2 separate regions of the Homo sapiens genome follow, and region 1 is linked to region 2. The links are chromatin contacts, found by Hi-C or POLR2A ChIA-PET in ENCODE. All regions are on one chromosome and are shown on one strand. Each heading gives the region's core, a stretch centred on a gene start or an enhancer-like site at or near the end of the contact. The rest is flanking DNA. Distances are from core to core; before and after follow the strand shown. Region 1 holds the start of F2RL3 (F2R like thrombin or trypsin receptor 3). Region 2 holds the start of UCA1 (urothelial cancer associated 1).

What was found. Hi-C counts contacts between places; a loop is a spot of excess contacts on that map. ChIA-PET counts read pairs that join two places held with the same protein, here RNA polymerase II (POLR2A). Pooled maps may share reads with other maps.
Region 1: a map with no recorded cell type shows a loop between it and region 2 (4-fold over the local background). The contact joins the promoter of F2RL3 here to the promoter of UCA1 in region 2. A Hi-C loop is called at or near these places in 2 of 37 single-sample maps with no recorded cell type and 10 of 50 pooled maps. POLR2A ChIA-PET finds 5 or more read pairs at or near these places in 1 of 52 experiments (Caco-2).

The regions. Positions count from the first base shown.
Region 1 is chr19:16,884,176-16,891,036 of GRCh38, forward strand. F2RL3 (F2R like thrombin or trypsin receptor 3) reads left to right here and starts at 4,824. Exons shown (of 2, transcript NM_003950.4): 1 at 4,824-5,123; 2 at 5,398-6,861. The coding sequence starts at 5,015. The coding sequence ends at 6,446. RefSeq lists enhancers at 1,908-2,408, 5,499-6,098.
Region 2 is chr19:15,825,840-15,832,196 of GRCh38, forward strand. UCA1 (urothelial cancer associated 1) reads left to right here and starts at 3,108. Exons shown (of 3, transcript NR_015379.3): 1 at 3,108-3,499; 2 at 5,416-5,517. It overlaps LOC124900418 (collagen alpha-1(I) chain-like), which reads left to right and starts at 3,108. Exons shown (of 3, transcript XM_047439793.1): 1 at 3,108-3,499; 2 at 5,416-5,517. RefSeq lists an enhancer at 2,352-3,551.

The DNA.
Region 1 (6,861 bases), core at 3,574-6,073, 1.1 Mb after region 2:
ACCACGCCCAGCTAATTTTTGTATTTTTAGTAGAGACAGGGTTTCATCAAATTGGTCAAGCTGGTCTTGAACTCCCAACCTCAGGCGATCCGCCTGCCTCGGCCTCCCAAACTGCTGGGATTACAGGCATGAGCCACCGCACCCAGCCTGCCCATGTGGCTTCTAACTTGTTCCCTGACCCTGACCTTTTGCTGGAGGCAGTGAAGGCAGGAGAGAGTGGAGGCCACATCCAGGAGCTTCCAGGGACCTGAGGGGTTGGAGGACAATGAAATCCAGGACACGCCACTGACTTGCGCCTGTCTGCCAATTTTTCCCCATTTAAAAAAGTTATTTAAAGGGCCAGGTGCAGTGGCTTACACCTGTAATCCCAGCACTTTGGGAGGCTGAGGCAGGCGGCTCGCCTGAGGCCAGAAGTTCGAGGTGGTGAAACTCCACCTCTACTAAAAATACAAAAATTAGCCGGGTGTGGTGGCATGCACCTGTAATCCTAGCTACTCGGGAGGCTGAGGCAGGAGAATCACTTGCACCCTGGAGGTGGAGGTTGCAGTGAGCAGAGACTGTGTCACTGCACTCCAGCCTGAGCAACAGAGTGAGACTCTGTCTCCAAAAAAAAAAAAAAAAAAAAAAAAAGTTATTTGAATTGTGGTCAAGTTTATCTTAATGATTTTTAAGTGTTCAGCTCAGTGGCAGTAAGTACATTCATATTGTCACCATCCATCTCCAGAACTTTTTTTTTTTGGAGACAGAGTCTCGCTCTGTCACCAAGGCTAGAGGGCAGTGGCACAGTCTCTGCTCACTGCAACCTCTGCCTCCCAGGCGCAAGTGATCCTCCCACCTCAGCCTCTCGAGTAGCAGGGACCACAGGTGTATACTACCACACTCGGCTAATTTTTGTATTTTTTTGTAGAGATGGTTGGGGGGGTGTCTCACTTTGTGGCCCAGGCTGGCCTCGAACCCCTGACCTCAAGTGATCCACCTGCCTTGGCCTCCCAAAGTGCAGGGATTACAGGCGTGAACCACCTCACCCAGCCCAGAACTCTTCCATCTTGCAAAACTGAAACACTGTGGCCTTAAGCACTCACTCCCCAATCCCCCTCCCCCAGCCTCTGGCACCCCCCAACCCATTCTACTTCCTGTCTCTATGGAGGTGACCACTCCAGGGACCTCCCATGAGTGGAATGACTCAGGATTTGTCTTTCCGTGACCGGCTTATTTCCCTCAGCATAATGTCCTCAAGATTCATCCACAATGTAGCATATGTCAGAATTCCCTTACTTTTTAAGGCTGCCTTTTTTTTTTTTTTTTTTTTTTTTTTTGGCAGAGTTTCACTCTGTCACCCGGGTGGGAGTGCAGTGGTGCAATCACAGCTCACTGCAGCCTCGACCTCCTGGGCTCAAGCAATCTTCCCACCTCATTTTTTGATTTTTTGTAGAGACAAGATTTCACTATGTTGCCCAGGCTGGTCTTGAACTCCTGAGCCCAAGCGATCCCTCTACCTCGGCCTCCCAAAGCACTGGGATTACAGGCATGAGCCACCACTCTGAAACAGCCCGGCCTGGCTGTCTGCCCTTTTTAAGAAAATAAGATTTTGGCCGGGCGTGGTGGCTCACGCCTGTAATCCCAGCACTTCGGGAGGCTGAGGCGGGTGGATCACCTGAGGTCAGGAGTTTGAGACCTGCCTGGCCAACATGATGAAACCTCGTTTCTACCAAAAATACAAAAATTAGCCAGGCATGGTGGCGGGTGCCTATAATCCCAGCTGCTCGGGAGGCTGAAGCAGGAGAATCGCTTGAATCCAGGAAGCAGAGGTTGCAGTGAGCCGAAATGGCACCATTGCACCTTCAGCCTGGGCAACAAGAGCGAACCTCCATCTCTAAATAAAAAATATTTTGGCCAGGTGCAGTGGCTCATGCCTATAATCCTAGTGCTTTGGGAGGCTGAGGCAGGTGGGTCACCTGAGGTCAGGAGTTTGAGACCAGCCTGGCCAACACGACGAAACTCCGCCTCTACTAAAAATACACAAAATTAGCCGGGCATAGTGGCAGGCGCCTGTAATCCCTGCTGCTGGGGAGGCTGAGGCAGGAGAATTGCTTGAATCCAGGAAGCAGAGGTTGCAGTGAGCTGAGATTGCGCCATTGCACTCCAGCCTGGGCGACTGATCGAGACTCCATCTTAAAAAAAAAAAAAGTTTTTATGGAAAGTAACACAGTGCACAGAAAACTCCAACAGTACAAAACAGACACATGGTTTCCTCTCCTCCAAAGCTGTCGCGCCCAGCGTCCTCCGGGAAGTACCTGGGCAGTGTCGCCTGGGTACAGCTTGTGCCTGACAGGGGCAATGTCATCGTCACCTCTGCTTGCTGGGGTTCCCCCGACAGCCTGTGCTGCCGTGTTGTTCCCGGGGAGGGGCTGTTGGCGGGCACCTCCCTGCTTTGTGCTGCTGTGTGGATATCCTCCCAAGGACATCTTCCTGTGCGTGTGTCTGGCAGAAATTCCTAGACATGGAACCCTTGAGTATAAGGGCATGTGCGTCACTATGTTTTTTTTTTTTTTTTGAGACGCGTTTCACTCTTGTTGCCCAGGCTGGAGTGAGGCTGGAGTGCAATGATGCAATCTCGGCTCACTGCAACCTTTGCCTCCCATGTTCAAGTGATTCTCCTGCCTCGCCTCCCGAGCAGCTGGGATTACAGGCATATGTCACCATGCCTAGCTAATTTTGTATTTTTACTAGAGATGGGGTTTCTCCATGTTAGTCAGGCTGGTCTCGAACTCCCAACCTCAGGTGATCCACCCGCCTCTGCCTCCCAAAGTGCTGGGATTACAGGTGTGAGCCACTGTGCCTGGCTTTTTTTTTTTTTTTTTTTTTTTTTTGAGTCGGAGTCTCGCTCCGTTGCCCAGGCTGGAGTGCAGTGGTGTGATCTCAGCTCACTGTAACCCCTGCGTCCTGGGTTCAAGAGATTTTCCTGCCTCAGCCTCCTGAGGAGCTAGGACTACAGACGTGCGCCACCATGTCTGGCTAATTTTTGTATTTTTAGTAGAGACGGGTTTTCACCATGTTGGCCAGGACGGTCTCGATCTCTTGACCTCGTGATCCACCCACCTGGCCTCCCAAAGTGCTGGGATTACAGGCGTGAGCCATTGCGCCCGGTCGTGCATCACTATTTTGATGCATCATCTTCAAACCACCCTGCCCCAGCATCACTGGACTGCCGGTGTGCCCAGCCTCCCCTGCACAGCTTCCCACTCTGCTCACAGAGAAGACGGTGGAGGGGGGAGCCCAGGCGTGGGTTTTCCGTGTGCTGAGGGTGTCCTCAGCCACCTTTTTCCCCAAGTCATTGACGTGAAGCTGATTTTCTCATTGGTGGCCATGGAAACTGCCCAGAAATGGGAGCAGGGCCTCTGAGACCCTGCCCCAGCTAGACTCTCTCTCCAGGCTTCAGTGTCTCCTCCTGGAGCTGGGTGTTGACTCTGTCCAAGACTCTGCTCAGTCACTTCCTGGCTGATCCCCGAGTGCTCAAGTGTGTGATGAGATTAGGGCTCCCCCAGGCAGGAAACGGCCACATTGGACCCCTCCCTCCCCCATCCCTAGTTCATTTTATTTTCCCCAATCCTCATGGCTCCCAACTAGGCCCTCCTGCTCCCAGACCCCCCCAAGCCCTGTCCCCCATCCCCTGTAGCCCAGCGCTGAGCACACTGGGGCCAGAACCACCCATACCAGACTCCCCCAGGGCACGACGGGTTGAGGCCTCTCTGAGGCAGGGAGGGACAACACTGAGGGGCCTTGTGCAGAAGAGGGAAGGGGTACCCCCCCGAGCTTCAGTTTCTTCATCTGCCCGATGAGCCCCCATCCAATGGTACCCAGGAGTGGGGATGTGCTGGGGCTAGAGGAGGGAGGCCCCCTGGAGGCTGGCTTGGGGACCCTTCAACCTGGCCACCTCACTCAGGGTCAGAGGTCAGAGCAGGCGAGCCACACACCCCGAAGTCCCCCCGGTCCTCGGCAGGTGCTGTCCCCAGCATCACTGTCTCCCCTACAGATGCCCGTGTGTCCCCTGGGCAAGAGTGAAGTGAGGCACTCATACAGGGGTGCCTTGTGAGTATGGGGTCAGCCGAGGATGCTGAGGGGCTCTCGAGGTTCAGCCAGAGTCCCTGACGCTGGGCTCGTGCTGCTCTGGGGGTCTGAAGGGACCCTCGCTATTACCCTCTGGGAGGCGCCCATCCTTGGTTTTTTTTTTTTTTTTTGCCGAGTCTCGCTCTGTTGCCCAGGCTGGAGTGCAGTGGCAAGATCTCGGCTCACTGCAACCTCCACCTCCTGGGTTCAAGCAATTCTCCCACCTCAGCCTCCTGAGTAGCTGGGACCACAGGCATCTGCCACCAAGCCCAGCTAATTTTTGTATTTTTATGAGAGATGGGGTTTCTCCATGTTGGTCAGGCCGGTCTCAAACTCCCAACCTCAGGTGATTTGCCTGCCTTGGCCTCCCAAAATGTTGGGATTACAGCCGTGAGCCACCGTGCCTGGCCTAGCAGGGCTCTTCTTATCCTGCTCACCAGAGATAGGAAGTCGGGGGGTGACTTCAGGAAAGGCCCAGAGCCCGTGATGGGCGTGGGGATTGGGGTGAGGACAGGGCTGTCGTGAGAACAGTGGCTGCAGATGTGAGCGGCTGGCAGGAAGTGGCCACTTGAACCGCAGATGCTTCCTGGGCTGGTCAGGGACCGGGGGTGCTGGCTGCAGCTGGGACCCCCCCCCCTGCATCTTGCTGGCCTGGCACCTGGGTCCCTGGGAGGCGCCACACTGGATATAGCCACGTGGGGCAGCCCGGTCTCCATAACCCACACTCCAGTCCTCCCACGGGCTGGCTGGCAAGCGGCCCTGGTGGGTCTGCGGGGGCAGGGGCAGCCTTCCTGGTTTATCTCTACCGGCGCGATCTGCTCGTCCGCCTCGGCTCCAGAAGCTGGGGCTCAGGGTCCGGCGAGGCAGGAAGCCTGAGGCCACAGCCCAGAGCAGCCTGAGTGCAGTCATGTGGGGGCGACTGCTCCTGTGGCCCCTGGTGCTGGGGTTCAGCCTGTCTGGCGGCACCCAGACCCCCAGCGTCTACGACGAGAGCGGGAGCACCGGAGGTGGTGATGGTGAGTGGTCCTGGCTTTGGGGTGCAGAGATGGGGTTACATCAGAGATGGAGCTGGGGGCCCGGAGCTGGGGAGGGGGAGGCCGGGAAGTTGCGGGCTTCAGCCCAGCCCACTCTGTATCCCGTCTCTGACCCCATAGGGCTGGGCTATTCCCTTGAGTGTCATGTCCAGCTGTTTCCCACCAGGGCAGACCCCAGGCTCTGAGCACCTCCCTCCCTGCTGCTTCTCGTCACCTGCCGAGGCAGGGGCTGACTGAGGTCCCCTCTCTCTCCCAGACAGCACGCCCTCAATCCTGCCTGCCCCCCGCGGCTACCCAGGCCAAGTCTGTGCCAATGACAGTGACACCCTGGAGCTCCCGGACAGCTCACGGGCACTGCTTCTGGGCTGGGTGCCCACCAGGCTGGTGCCCGCCCTCTATGGGCTGGTCCTGGTGGTGGGGCTGCCGGCCAATGGGCTGGCGCTGTGGGTGCTGGCCACGCAGGCACCTCGGCTGCCCTCCACCATGCTGCTGATGAACCTCGCGGCTGCTGACCTCCTGCTGGCCCTGGCGCTGCCCCCGCGGATCGCCTACCACCTGCGTGGCCAGCGCTGGCCCTTCGGGGAGGCCGCCTGCCGCCTGGCCACGGCCGCACTCTATGGTCACATGTATGGCTCAGTGCTGCTGCTGGCCGCCGTCAGCCTGGATCGCTACCTGGCCCTGGTGCACCCGCTGCGGGCCCGCGCCCTGCGTGGCCGGCGCCTGGCCCTTGGACTCTGCATGGCTGCTTGGCTCATGGCGGCCGCCCTGGCACTGCCCCTGACACTGCAGCGGCAGACCTTCCGGCTGGCGCGCTCCGATCGCGTGCTCTGCCATGACGCGCTGCCCCTGGACGCACAGGCCTCCCACTGGCAACCGGCCTTCACCTGCCTGGCGCTGTTGGGCTGTTTCCTGCCCCTGCTGGCCATGCTGCTGTGCTACGGGGCCACCCTGCACACGCTGGCGGCCAGCGGCCGGCGCTACGGCCACGCGCTGAGGCTGACCGCAGTGGTGCTGGCCTCCGCCGTGGCCTTCTTCGTGCCCAGCAACCTGCTGCTGCTGCTGCATTACTCGGACCCGAGCCCCAGCGCCTGGGGCAACCTCTATGGTGCCTACGTGCCCAGCCTGGCGCTGAGCACCCTCAACAGCTGCGTGGATCCCTTCATCTACTACTACGTGTCGGCCGAGTTCAGGGACAAGGTGCGGGCAGGGCTCTTCCAACGGTCGCCGGGGGACACCGTGGCCTCCAAGGCCTCTGCGGAAGGGGGCAGCCGGGGCATGGGCACCCACTCCTCTTTGCTCCAGTGACACAAAGTGGGGAAGGCTGTACTGGGTCGAACAGGGTCCCTTCCCCCACTTCACGTCCTTCCTGGGACCTCAGAATGTGACCTTATTTGGAAATAGGGTTGTTACAACTGTCACTAGCGGAGGTCACTTTGGAGAAGGGTGGGCCTTACATCCAGTGTGGGTGGTGTCCTCATAAGATAAGGAGAGGCCAGGCCTGGTGGCTCACGCCTGTAATCCCAGCACTTTAAGAGGCCAAGGCGGATGGATCACTTGAGCCCAGGAGTTCAACACCAGCCTGAGCAACATGGTAAAACCCCATCTCTACCAAAAATACAAAAATTAGCTGGGCTTGGTGGCTGGCGCCTGTAATCCCAGCTACTCAGGAGACTGAGGCAGAAGGATCGCTTGAACCTGGGAGGCAGAGGTTGCAGTGAGC
Region 2 (6,357 bases), core at 1,858-4,357:
AAACAACTCTTAGAAGAAAGTGTTAAACAAAACTTATGAGAGGCCACTGTTTTGGACTGAGCTCCTGCACTAGGCCCCAGCAGACCAGAACAAACCAAAATGGAGTCACTCAGGCTAAGTACCACATAATCAAACTGAACCTTTAAGGAAGGAGGCAAATCCTCAAATGCACCAGTTTTTCCTGAGAGCAGGAGAGTCACAGCAACCAATAAAAAAAACAAAAATAAAACCCAGCCAACCTGAGCTGGCATAATATATAATAAGGCCGCTTACAAAAAAGGAACCTAATGATTTTTTAAATTGTTCTGTTTTGTTGTTCCTCTTACAAGAATCACCTATTCCATTATACAAAGCAGGAGTTCTTATTCTATTTTATAGAATGGGATGCTTCTTCGGTTCAGGAATTGCGAATAAAAGCTAAGTAGATCTTTAAATTTGTTTTAATTTTTTTTAAACCTAAGGCAAATGTTTAACCCACCCTTAGCCAAAATACAAGGCCTTCTTTATTTCCCTCCGAAGAAGAGGCAGACCTTAGGATAAAGCTTTCTTCTGGTCTCTGTCATCTCCCTGCCAACCACCACCACCACCACCATCACCTTCTCTCTAATCTTGTTTGCTCCTCCCTGTGAAAGAATCATTCCTAACCTTTGAGGTGTTTTTTCTTTTTCTTTCTTTTTTTTTTTTTTTTTTTTTTTTTTGAGACTGAGTCTTGCTCTATCGCCCAGGCTGGAGGCAGTGACGTCGTGATCTCAGGTCACTCCAACCTCTGCCCGCCCTGGGATTCAAGCAATTCTCCTGCCTCAGCCTCCTGAGTAGCTGGGATTACAGGTTTCTGCCACCACGCCCAGCTAATTTTTGTATTTTTAGTAGAGACAGAGTTTTGCCATGTTACTCAGGCTGGTCTTGAACTCCTGACTTCAAGTGATCTACCCGTCTTGGCCTCCCAAAGAGCTGGGATTACAGGCGTGAGCCACCACGCCCAGCTGAGATGCTTTTTCAAGAGTCGCCTTAACATGAAGTCACTGTGTGAGGGTTTCGGCTCTCGAGTCAAGATAATTCACTTACTTTTAAAAGAAAATACTCAGCGTTTGAAGAAACCAACAAAATCCCTCAAACTCAGTGTCCATATAGATAGGCAGGGAAGACAAATTGTAAGGCGCTTGTATTTTATATAGCTCAACAAGAGAAGCACAAGTATCTATCCCTTTCAGACAACAAAGATGTGCCATTTAATTATTATTTCCATGACAATACACAGTTGAATAAATCATTATATTTGAATGCTTCTTGGTGTTGCCAAGTCCTGACCCACAGGGTTTTGTATTAATCTCTGAAGTCCAGGTACCAGGAAAGAGAAGAGTTATTCACCGTCACAAGTTCTCACTCTGGAAAGGAGAAAAATGGATGTTTTAATGAATCTTTGTAATTTACCAATTTAACTATGACACTTTATTGTGGAAATGTATTCATTTCGCTGCAGCCATAATGGAAGAGTGATTTTCCTTACTTTGCTGAGATTCTCAGCCCCAGTAGCCTTCTCAAGGCTAAGCCCTGGAATTCCATTTGAAATCACCCAAAAGAAAAGAACAAATATGAGAAATGTATCACACGCCATCTGGGTAAGACAAAATGTAAATTAAAAGCTTTATCGGATGATGGGTGGCTCATGCCTGTAATCCGAGCACTTTGGGAGGCCAGCCGGTGGATCATTTGAGGTCAGAAGTTCGAGACCAGCCTGGCAAACATGGTGAAACACCATCTCTACTAAAAATACAAAAATTAGCCAGGTGTGGTGGCAGGTGCCTGTAATCCCAGCTACTCCGGAGGCTGAGGCAGGAGAATCACTTGAACCTGGGAGGCGGAGGTTGCAGTGAGCCGAGATGGCACCACTGTACTCCAGGCTGGGCAACAGATCAAGACTCTGTCTCAAAAAAAAAAAAAATTAATGGATGAAATATAAGGCTAGACATTTCTTTTCTTTTTTCTTTTTTTTCTGAAATACACCTCTTTCTTGCCTCCTTGGATATATTCTATCTTGTCTATCAAACTCTACTAATAAAATCCATTTGATATTTAATTTTTTAAAAACTGAGGTTCAGGCTGGGTGCAGTGGCTCACACCTGTAATCCCAGCACTTTGGGAGTTTGAGGCAGGAAGATCGCTTGAGCCCGGGAGTTTGAGGTCAGCCTAGGCAATGTAGTGAGACCCTGACTCTATTATAAGTAAGTAAGTGAAAAAAAAATTTTCAAGGTGACAAACCCAGGGAGGGGTAGGGCAAACTGGAATACCGGCAAGTCTGACTCAAGTGTCAGATCAGGTCATCCTATATAACCTCAGACATGCCCCAAACCCTGTGCTGCTCACATATATACTCAGTGACCACCCTCCCAGAAGACACTGCATTGTGTGCGTTTCAGCTTTTTGCGTCACCTCAGTGAAGGTGGTTTTCCTGTCCTTAGCCATAGTTTTCTCCCTTCACTAGGCTAAGAGGATTCAAAGGACAGGGATCATTCCAGTCTTTTCCCTTCAATAGCAGCATCTGAGTGGCTGACCAGAGAGGTATTTCCAAGAAGTGAAAACTGGGCTTGGGGTGAGAAAAGCTAAATGTCCTAAGGGGTTTCCTTTTAGATGACGGAGGGAGATACCAGGGGACTCCTCCCTCCCGGGAGGTAGGGGGAGGGGGTGCACCCGGCGGCTCCCCTGAGAGGCCCCACAGGCACATCTCAGGCTGTCCTCTGGGAAGAAATGACCCAGGAGCTGATATTCATGACCCTCCAAGAGACCCGGCAGCTTGTGGGCATCTCAGATGAGCCCCAGGCAGTTCTGAAACCCAGGACCAGGAAAAGATAAGAGGGTGGGCTGAGGTCACATCACCCTGTAACGTTTCCAAAAGGGAACTGTCAGGCCTCTGAGCCGAAGCTCAGCCATTGTAACCCCTGTGACCTGCACATATATGTCCAGGTGGCCTACAGGAGCCAAGAAGTCTGGAGCAGCTGAAAAACAAGGAAGTGAAACAGCCAATTCCTGCCTTAACTAATTAACCCACCTTACGACATTCCACCATTATGACGTGTTCCTGCCCTGCCCCAACTGATCAATCGACCCTGTGACATTCTTCTGGACAATGAGTCCCATCATCTCTCCACCATGCACCTTGTGACTCCCTCCTCTGCTGACAACAGATAACCACCTTTAACTGTAACTTTCCACAGCCTACCCCAGCCCTATAAAGCTGCCCCTCTCCTATCTCCCTTCGCTGACTCTCTTTTCAGACTCAGCCCACTTGCACCCAAGTGAATTAACAGCCTTGTTGCTCACACAAAGCCTGTTTAGGTGGTCTTCTATACGGACATGCTTGACACTTGGTGCCAAAATCTGGGCCAGGGGGACTCCTTCGTGAGACCGGCCCCCTGTCCTGGCCCTCATTCCGTGAAGAGATCCACCTGCGACCTCGGGTCCTCAGACCAGCCCAAGGAACATCTCACCAATTTCAAATCGGGTAAGTGGTCTCTTCACTCTTTTCTCCAGCCTCTGTCGCTACCCTCCAATCTCCCTGTCCAGTCTTTTTCTTCTCTAGTAGAGACAAAGGAGACACATTTTATCCGTGGACCCAAAACTCTGGCGCTGGTCACAGACTCAGGAAGACAGTCTTCCCTTGGTGTCTAATCACTGCGGGGACGCCTGCCTAATTATTCACCCACATTCCACTGGTGTCTGATCACCTTGGGGATGCCTGCCTTGGTCATTCACCCACATTCCCATGGTGGCAAGTCATTTGCGGGGACGCCTGCTTTGGCTGCTCACCCCCGCCCTTCTCCGTGTCTCTACTTCTCTCTTTAAACTTACCTCCTTCACTTTGGGCAATCTTCCGCCCTCCATTCCTCCCTCTTCCCCCTTAGCCTGTGTACTTAAAAACTTCTCTTAAACTAACACCTGATATAAAACTCAAACGTCTTATTTTCTTCTGCAATACTGCTTGGCCGCAATATAAACTTGACAATGGTTCCAAGTGGCCAGAAAACGGCACTTTTGATTTCTCCATCCTACAAGACCTAGATCATTTTTGTCAAAAAATGGGCACATGGTCTGAGGTGCCTTGCGTCCAGGCATTTTTTACACTTCGCTCCCTCCCAAGCCTCTGCTCCCAATGTGACTCATCCCAAATTTTTCTTCTTTCTCTCCCGTCCGTTCCTTCAGTCTCTACCCCAACCTCAGAGTCCCCTGAATCCCCCTTTTCTGCAGACCCCTCTGACCTCTCTCCCCCTCCCCAGGCCACTCCTTGGCAGGCTGAATCAAGTCCCAATTCTTCCTCAGCCTCCGCTCCCCCATCTTATAATTCTTCTATCACCTCCCCTCCTCAAACTTGGTCAGGCTTAGTTTCATTCCATGACTAGCTCTCCCCCACCTGCCCAACAATTTCCTCATAGAGAGGTGGCTGGAGCTGAGGGCACAGTAAAGGTTCATATACCTTTTTCTCTATCAGACCTTTCCCAATCAGTCAGCGTCTGGGCTCTTTCTCATCAGACCCCACTAAATATACACAGGAATTCCAATATTTGACTCAGTCCTACACTTTAACCTGCAGTGACCTAAATGTCATCCTGACCTCTACCCTCTCCCCAGATGAGCAGGAAAGAGTTTATACCCTAGCCCAATCTCACGCTAACACCCGCCGGCATCATGAGCCAGACCTCCAAGAAGGCATCAGGGCAGTTCCCTGAGAGGATCCTTGATGGGAATACCAGACAGGCTCCCCAGGTATAGCTAGGCGAGATTACATGGTCTCTTGCCTAGCTGAAGGGCTGAAAAAGGCAGCATACAAAGCTGTTAATTATGACAAGCTTTAAGAAGCCACCCAAGGTAAAGATGAAAATCCAGCCCAGTTCATGGCCCGTTTGGTGGCTACCCTTAGAAACTTTACAGCCCTAGACCCTGAAGGGCCAGAAGGCCATCTTATTCTCAATATGCATTTTATCACTCAGTCAGCTCCTGACATTACAAAAAAAGCTTCAAAAATTGGAATCTGGCCCTCAAACCCCACAACAGGAATTAATCAATCTCGCCTTCAAGGTGTTCAACAATAGAGAAGAGGCAGCCAAGCAGCAACGTCTTTCAGAGCTGCAATTGCTTGCCTCTGCTGTAAGACAAACCCCAGCCATGCCTTCAGCACACAAAAACTTCAGAGCAACCAAACCACAGCCTCTAGGCACTCCTTTAAAACCATCTCATGGACCTTGCTTCAAGTGCCGCAAAACTGGCCACTGGGCCAAGGAATGCCTGCAGCCCGGGATTCCTCCTAAGCCTGTCCCACCTGTGCGGGACCCCACTGGAAATCGGACTGTCCAACTAATATCACAGCCCCTTCTAGGGTCCCTGGAGCTCTGGCTCAAAGCTCTCTGGCTGACTCCTTCCCAGATCTCCTCGGCTTAGTGGCTGAAGACTGATGCTGCCCGATCGCCTCAGAAGCCCCTTGGACCATCACAGATGCCGAGCTTCGGGTAACTCTTACGGTGGAGGGTAAGTCCATCCCCTTTTTAATCAATACGGGGGCTACCCACCCCACATTACCTTCTTTTCAAGGGCCTGTTTCCTTTGCCCCCGTAACTGCCGTGGGTATTGACGGCCAAGCTTCTAAACCCCTTAAAACTCCCCAACTCTGGTGCCAACTTGGACAACATTCTTTTATGCACTCCTTTTTAGTTAACCCCACCTGCCCAGTTCCCTTATTAGGCTGAGATATTTTAACCACATTATCTGCTTCCCTGACTATTGCTGGGCTACAGCCACACCCCATTGCTGTCCTTTTCCCCAATTCAAGGCCTCTTTCGCATCCTCCCCTTGTATCTCCCCACCTTAATCCTCAAGTATAGGATACTTCTACTCTTTCTTTGGCAACTGACCATGCACTCCTTACCATTCCATTAAAACCTAATCACCCTTACCCTGCTCAATACCAGTATCCCAGCCCGCAGCAGGCTTTAAAGGGAACTGAAGCCTGTTATCACTTGCCTGTTACAACGTGGCCTTTTGAAGCCTACAAATTCTCCTTACAACTCCCCTATCCTACCCATCCAGAAACCGGACAAGTCCTAGAGGCTAGTTCAAGACCTTCACCTCATAAATCAGATTGTCCTTCCCATCCATCCTGTTGTGCCAAACCCTATACTCTCCTCTCCTCGACACCCCCTTCCACAACTCATTATTCTGTTATCCACCTCAAAGATGCCTTCTTTACCATCCCCTTGCATCCCTCCTCCCAACCTCTTTTCACCTTTACTTGGACTGACCCTGACACCCACCAGTCCCAGCAATTCACCTGGATTGTCCGACCCCAAAGTTTCAGGGACAGCCCACACT